2 separate regions of the Homo sapiens genome follow, and region 2 is linked to region 1. A link is a contact called in ENCODE Hi-C or POLR2A ChIA-PET data. All regions are on one chromosome and are shown on one strand. The core of a region is the stretch at or near the end of the contact, and the rest is flanking DNA. Distances in the headings are between cores, read along the strand shown.

Region 1 (3,981 bases), core at 956-3,455:
ATCATTTCAAGATACATATTTTCTACCTCTTTGAAAAGATTTATTTGAATTAGTTATATCTCTTTTATTTGAATTAGTTATATCTCTTTTCTTTCACAAAAGGATTTAGAGTTGAGCTCTTCTCAATGAAAAAGTTCATTTTCTGTGTCTTCCTTTTTACCATTTAATTTCAAGTGTATTCAACCAATTAAGCAACAAGGAATTCCAAATGTGTTACCATCCTTCAAAGCAAGAAATGCCTGAGAGTCCTCACTATATTTGAGCCCTGTTAAGACTGCCTAGGGTACATAAAAATCCCTTTATCATCTCTACCAACATCACATACTACTAACTGTCCATTCAGTTGATGGTAAATTCTCCTAAAATCAGGCCTCTTGATGTGAACTAAGGCAAAGAGTTGAGTTTCAAAAACTTCAATACCATATTCAATAGGCCATGTCAGACTTCTTTTTCAAACAATTACTAGGACTTCTCCAGACACTGTCATCTTGGTAAATAGCACCTTCAATGCATTCATCTGATCAAACCCAGAAACACCTCTCCCCATCATCTCTCTGATCTCTCATGCAATTCCACTTTCTTCAAAATATATCTCATTCTCTTCTTTCCATAACCACTGCAACAGCTTTAATTGGGGGGTGGGTGGGTATTTTTAGCTGATAACATCTTCCACTCTTGCCCTCTCCTATTCTCCATATAGCAAAAGCCAGTCATCTCTTAAAAATGAAAATCTAATCATGTTTTAAAACTTTCAATGGTTCCCAATACACTTAAAATGAAATCAGCCATAATATATCCTTTACTCCCTGTATGATCTGCCTCAAGTCTTTTCTCCAACCTCTTCTGTCACTACCCCCTTTAACTACTATGTTCTAGCCACACTAGCCTTATTTTTGTTCCTTCAACCTGCTAAACCCTTTCCTAACTCAGGACCTCCAGGTATTTTTCTGTATGCCTGTGATACCTGTTCACTCTTCACCTTGCTAAGTCCTACTCATATTTACTTCATATCAATATTAAGAGAAGATTCCACATTTGCTTTGCTCACCTGGTACATAACTGATGCCCAATAACAAGCAGCTGCTTCAGTTTGTTAGCCAGTACTAGCACAAAAAATTAAAAATTCTTAAAATGAGGGGGAGTAAAAGTTACACAAAGGAACACAATCATATGCTTAAATCAAGAACCTAAGAGTGTCGATTTTCTTAAAAATTATGTTTTAAAAAAACTCAATGTTTTAAAAACTATTTCTTTGCAAAACTGTAGGAACTCTCAAAAAATCTATTAAAATGTTACCATCAAAAAAAGAGACTGGAATGAAGCAAGAATAAAACATTGTCACAAGTGATTGCCCAAGAGCGTAATGAAAACCCTTGAAATCATTTTTCTCTTCACTACCTTTTGTTTTACAAAACGATGAGGATGAGGCTGAATCAAAATTTTAACTGCAAACAGTTTACGACTCGGAAATACACATTTTAGTTACTTCTGGTCAAAATGAGAAAAAAACTTGCATGGCTGGCCATCCGAAATATTATACCATGTTTGGGTTAAATTTAAATTCCATTTAAAAGGAAATAAAGAGCAGGGGATAGGGGCTGTGAACACTAAAGCCACTGGAAAGTCGGAAAAAAGGGAACATTACCTGCTCCCTTTAATGTATGGTACAGACATTTTCCCACCCCAGAACGCCGGACACTGAACAATGCCGGACGGATTCTCTAGCAGAAATTCCACGCAATCAGTTCGATAAGCCAGGGTCTCTCTCTATCACTGAGCTCACATCCCGCCTCTGCCCTCAACAGCTTCATCGTCAGCACTGAAGTCTCCGGCCCACTCTCAGCGTCGTCCCCTGATCCACTCCTCAATCCTGGGATTCGCATTGAGTACATCACTTCATTTCTAGAGTCCCTTCTGAGAAATCGCTTCCACGAGCGCAATTTGCAAACAGCCACGGGCAGGGCGGGAGGAAAAAAAATGGGCTGAATGCCTGGCTTACCTGGGGTTGCACCGTGCTCGACAAGGAAAACATCTCCGGCGGGCCCTCAGCGACCTCACCCGCCTGCCGAAACTGTGCCCCTCTGTCCACGGCCCGGCGGGGAGGCGCTGAGCCCTTCTTTTTTCCTTTTTCTCCGACCCGTTGCCCCTCACTCCTCCCAGAAACGGAAAATGGCCTCCCCTTCCTACAGCTACTGCAACGACAGACAATCCGCCCCGGAAGGCGAGGCGCTAACTCAACAGTACTTCCGGGGCAAGTGAGCGCCCACAAGGCCAAGTGCCTGCGCGTTCTTTCCCGCGGAAGTAGTTGACATTTACAAGGAGCAGCGCCCCCAAAGGTCTTTAGCTGTTTTTTAAGGGGAGAACAGCCTTTACCCTCTTTGGACTTTTTCTTCGTTTTTTTTTTTTTTGGAGACGGAGTTTCGTTCTTTCGCCCAGGCTGGCGTACAGTGGCGCGATCTCGGCTCACTGCAACCTCTGCTCCCCGGGTTCAAGCGATTCTCCTGCCTCAGCCTCCCGAGTAGCTGGGATTACAGGTGCCCGCCACCACGCCCGGCTGATTTCCTCTTAAGACTTTCTACAGCTTCCTTATGAAATCTTCTGACTGGGCCTTGAGCAATAAGGTCTTTTGCTACAATTTAGTGCTCTTTTCCTCACACTAAATCGAAAACTCTCCCTGTTGGTCCTGATCTGTTTCAGTCAGGCAAATTACATCCTGGGAAAACGTCAGATGACAGGGGAGGCCACTCGCTTCCTGCTCATCCAGTTTCGACACTTTCTGTGCTTTCATTAGCTTCCAGACCTCAGCCCTGGCCCTCGCTTTACTGTACAGTCAGAACTGGTTTCTACGCCTCGCGAGGGTGGGAGGTCGTGTATGGGAGGAGGACCGCTTCCCACCAGCCTCGTTGGGAAGCCAGGAGAAATCTCTTCAAATCCTGCGATTCAGAGTCAAGTCCCAGTCGTCCTTTTTCTGGTCGGCCCAGAACTGTTTGTGCCTCCTCCCTCATGAGGAATGATGTCAGTGGGGCCGCGGTCGCCGCCCACGAAGAGTGTAAGGCTGCGAAGTCGGGGCTTTCCCGACGCCCCCTCCGTCCGCGTCTGCGTAGGGGAGGTGACGAGGGCGGGGCGCGGCGGCGGGGTGACGTCACGGCCGCGCGCGGCGTGGGCGGAGCCTCACTTTGAACCCAGTTGGCGGGAGTGGCTGCTCGCGGAGGGGCAGTGTCTGCGGGGCCGCTGTATGCTGTCCAGCGATGGATCCCACCGCGGGAAGCAAGAAGGAGCCTGGAGGAGGCGCGGCGACTGAGGAGGGCGTGAATAGGATCGCAGTGCCAAAACCGCCCTCCATTGAGGAATTCAGCATAGTGAAGCCCATTAGCCGGGGCGCCTTCGGGAAAGTGTATCTGGGGCAGAAAGGCGGCAAATTGTATGCAGTAAAGGTAGGAAGTCAACGAGTAGCAAGGAAGGGGTTAGGCCCTTCGGCCCTCCTTCCTGCCCCACCGGCTTGGGCAGGCCCCGGGGTTGCTGGAGCGAGGAGTCTGGGTGGCCTGGCTTGCTGAAGCCTCCAGAGCCCTGCGAGCTGACTTCTTTTTGGGGCGACATCAGCGGTCGGGTCGGGTGTCTCGCCTCTGTTCCGCCCTTCCCTCCATATCTCAGATGCCCAGTGAGAACAGCAAAGTTTGACTCTCTTCTCCCTGCCCAGCGTTAGCAAATGAGGAAACTGAGGCCAAAGGCAAAGGGACTTGACCGAGGTGATTACATCGGTCTTAGTACAACAGGCACTTAAAGCCAAAGCCGTGATTCGTAGTCTCACCCTGGCTTGAGTTAGGTTTCTTTTTTATTTTTTTTTGAGGCGGAGTCTTGCTCTGTTTCCCAGGCTGGAGTGCAGTGGCGCAATCTCGACTCACTGCAAGCTCCGCCCCCCGGGTTCACGCCATTCCCCTGCCTCGGCCTCCCGACGAGCTGGGACTACAAGCGCCCGTCACC
Region 2 (3,943 bases), core at 106-2,605, 1.0 Mb after region 1:
GAAAGAAAAGAAAAAAACAAGAATAATTGCAGTGGACTAAAACTCATCAAATATACAAAAATCTTTGTATTCATACCGATAGTAAAAAGAGTTCTGGCCGGGCGCAGTGGCTCACGCCTGTAATCCCAGCACTTTGGGAGGCCAAGCAGGCAGATCATGAGGTCATGAGTTCGAGACCAGCCTGGCCAACATAGTGAAACCCCAACTCTACTAAAAATGCAAAAAAAAAAAAAAAAAAAAAAAATTAGCCAGGCATGGTGGCGCGGCTGAGGCAGGAGAATCACTTGAAACAAGGAGGCAGAGGTTGTGGTGAGCCAAGATCACGCCACTGCACTCCAGCCTGGGCAACGCAGTGAGACTCCATTTCAAAAAAAAAAAAAAGAGTTCTTACTGATTCACTTTTGGAGGGTGCAAGGGCACCAAAACAACATTGTGAAAATTCGTAGATTAATTGTTCCTATATAAGCTGTATTTCAAAATAACCTAAGAATTGATAAGGAAAAATTGTTCTGTACAATGATAAGAAAATGATTAAATAAACCATAGCATAAGCGGTTGATGGATTACAATAATGCCACTAAAAATTATGATTACAAAGTTTAGTGATTAAAGATACGGATCTCTTCTCTATCCTAAGTTGCACTAAGATGATTTTTCAAATTAAAAATAACAGAAATGAGACAGAAGACTAGAGAGTTCAAAAATTTTTAGAAAAAGGAAGCCACCGCATAGAACCAGACAAAGTGGGGAATTGTTTAAAAGAGACAATTTGACCCAGGGAACACTGTCATGCTGGCGGATCAGGGATGCCAGGCATGCAGGTGCTGAAACCCTAAATACTGTGAGGGGCTCCTTTCCCTTGGCTGATCCAGAATGTCAAGCAGCCAGCCACCTAAGGCCCAGGCAGCAGATTCCAGGTCTCTCTGATGAAAAAACTGAAGAGCCATGGAGAAAAATGGCTCTTTATTCTGGGATTTGCAATCTCTCCTCCTGTAACCAACAGTAGCTGATTTTTCATCCTTTCCCTCTGAAGCAGAGTTTTTAAGTTCTGGCACTACTGACATTTTAGGCTGAATAGTTCTTTGTTGTGAGGGGCTTTCCTGTCTATCGCAGGATGTTCAGCAGCATCCCTGAGCTGTTCTCCTAGATGCCAGCAGTACCCCCTCCTCAAGTCATCACCATCAAAGATGCCTCCAGATGTTGCCAAATGACCAGGAAAGGCGAGAAGGAATCCAACTCAGTCGAAAACCACTGTTCTACAGAGATTCCACCTGTCACCAGGCCCTGCTCCAACACATAGATCTTCCAATCAGCTCTTTTAACAACTCACTATTAAACACAGGCAGACAACCAAGAATAAGCAGACATTTGAGGAAAGCCCCCACAGGATAAACACCAAGCAGGCAAAACAGGAAAAAAAAAGTCCCAGAGTAAAGAAAAATTGTGAACAAAATGAGGAGAATTGAAAATGAAACCGAAACCATTCTACTGAATACTCATCAACAAGCAGAGTAGCATGATAGTAAAAATGTAGAACTTGAGTCAGACCACCTGGGTTCAAGACCAGCTCTACCACCTAACTGGCTGTGTAATCAAAGTGGTACCTCATTCTTCTAATCTTTACAATGGGGTAAAGATTAATATCTATCTAAAGGGTTGCTGGAAGAGAGAAACAAGGTACTTAGAACTTTGAAAAGTTCATGGAACACAGAATCAACAAAAAGGGGGCTTTTGTTTTGTTTAATTATCCTCAGAAAGATTCTATAGTGTATCCATGGAATGAGACTAAGATGTTACAAAAAAGAAACAGAGACATTCTTCTCAAATGTACTGGAATTAAAATAGCAGCAGCGAATTTTTAAGATTTTAAAGAGAAATGTAGTAAAAGTTGAAGAAATCTCTTTAAAAGCAAAGGTAAAATCCAGAAAGGCCAATATTCACCTAAAAGAACTTCTAGAAAGATGGAAGAGGAGAAGAGCTGAGGGAAGGAAATTATCAAGAAATTAAAGCTGAAGAACAGATGTCTCCAGGACTGAAAAGGTCCATTGGATCCAACCATTACAACGACTGGGGTGCAGATAAAGAACTCCTTGCAACCCCACACTAACCTCATCACTGTGAAATTTCTCCTCCAACACACTCACACTGGTTAATTCTTCAGCAACTTTCAGATCTTATTTAACTAGATCAGTGATCAGTTCTTCAATAAAACTTCCCAGAATCTTGGAAAATACCCCCTTCTCTGCCCCTTATACACTCAAAGCACCAAAAACCTGTCCCTATCTCAGTAATAATTACACACTTACTCAAGTGATTACTTGAGTGTTGATTCCAAGAGTCATATGGTTTAAGACCACCGTGTCTGTTTTTCACCATTGCATCCCCATCATCTAACACAATCTATAATAACTATTTAAATACATTTTATATAAATGAGCCATATAATAAAATTACTGATTTCTTGGAAATATCATACATTAATAATAATAAATACCTCTACTACAGAGTTTCACAACTCATTACATGAAATAAAAAAATTTCACAAGTTTTTCGTACTGCTTTGGCCTGAATTTGCTTCTTTTATCTTTAACCCATCAGTGACAGAACTAAATTCTTTAAGCTAGGTCTCAGATGTCCCGAAGGAATGAGCACCACCTAGTGGAGGCACATAATATTAAAAAGTGGCTTGAAACACTACCTAAATTTACTAGGCACACAATAGTGGCTAGCCAAATATTTATTCAAATTAAAAGACAAAGATACATGCCAACTTTGTCAAGTAATGAAAATCAAATTTTTACCATCTGTATAATTTATAACATTCCAATTTAAACAAATGAAATTCACAAATAAAATGTATTTTTAAAGTTGGCAGTTAACATCCTTTCATTTAGCTTTTAACTGAACACAGAAATGAAAACAATGAGGAAGAAAGCAATTCTAGATGCTATGCTTCCAAAGTGAGAAAGAAAATAAAGGTACAATTAAAACACTAATTGCATATGAAAATACACCATTTGATACACTCAAGCCTTTCAAAAAAAATAGGAAAGTTTTTTATCAGAAGGGAGGGGGTGTATTATACTTTGATATTGATAGCCCTCGCTTGCTAAGCAAAAATAATTGTGAAATGTAGTAATGAAACAGGGGACTCTAAGAACAATGTAGATACATTTGTCTTCTAGTTTTATTAGTGATGAAAGGAAACACAAATCAAAAGTATCCAGGATAGCACACTCCTGGGTTAATATATTAATATTAAACTGGAATAATCAAGTAAAACAGGGACATCTTACAAGACATATCACCCTTTCTCAAGCCTTGCCACAGTGGTTGCAGAGGGGAGATGCATGTCTATCAAAGAAGAAAATGTAAAAATTACCAAGTTTTGACAAGAAAATGAATATGAACTTTCTACAGCGCAACTGTTAGATCAATAGCAACTACCTAAAAGTAATTAGCCTCATGCAATGTTAATAACTATTTATTTTAATTTCTACATCACTAAGCCATATTTGAAAAATATATTTGAAATGTAATATAGTGAAAATACTTGTTAAAATTAAGTTATAAATAATATTGTGGTAATAAGCAATGCCTAAACCTTAGCAGCATATAACAACGAAAGTTTATATTCCCCCAGACACTCTCTGTCTACTGCATTTCCTCTGTGAACTCTGCTCCACAAGCCCACGTGCTCAGACCCAGGTGGGGAGAACTCCCACCACCTGGAACATCAGCAGTCAGCAATGGGGGCTGGAGGGTAGGAAGAAGAGACAGAGTGCACTGACTGCTAAAGGCTTCTGCCCAGCGGTGACACACTTCACTCCCACTCACATTCTATTGACTAAACAAGTCATGTGGCCATAACTAACATCAAGAGGTGGAGAAGTGCAATCTTACATGTACCTGTAAACAGCACTACTGCAGGATATACGGATGG

What was found. A loop is a pair of places that touch in the nucleus more often than their neighbours do. ChIA-PET counts read pairs that join two places held with the same protein, here RNA polymerase II (POLR2A). Pooled maps may share reads with other maps.
Region 2: a pooled map shows a loop between it and region 1 (7-fold over the local background). The contact joins the enhancer-like site here to the promoter of YME1L1 in region 1. A Hi-C loop is called at or near these places in 3 of 50 pooled maps. POLR2A ChIA-PET finds 5 or more read pairs at or near these places in 2 of 52 experiments (HEK293T and naive thymus-derived CD8-positive, alpha-beta T cell).

The regions. Positions count from the first base shown.
Region 1 is chr10:27,152,179-27,156,159 of GRCh38, forward strand. YME1L1 (YME1 like 1 ATPase) reads right to left here and starts at 2,206. Exons shown (of 19, transcript NM_014263.4): 1 at 2,000-2,206. The coding sequence starts at 2,032. It overlaps MASTL (microtubule associated serine/threonine kinase like), which reads left to right and starts at 3,174. Exons shown (of 12, transcript NM_001172303.3): 1 at 3,174-3,434. The coding sequence starts at 3,249. RefSeq lists enhancers at 2,936-2,995, 3,616-3,865 and silencers at 3,056-3,265, 3,063-3,261.
Region 2 is chr10:28,177,041-28,180,983 of GRCh38, forward strand. All of the region lies in intron 3 of MPP7 (MAGUK p55 scaffold protein 7), which reads right to left. Among named protein-coding and RNA genes, the nearest start is that of SNORD130, 110 kb to the left of the region's middle. Within about 2 kb of position 1,356, at least 6 of the 41 ENCODE cell types and tissues checked have a DNase peak (open chromatin) inside an H3K27ac peak, as active enhancers do.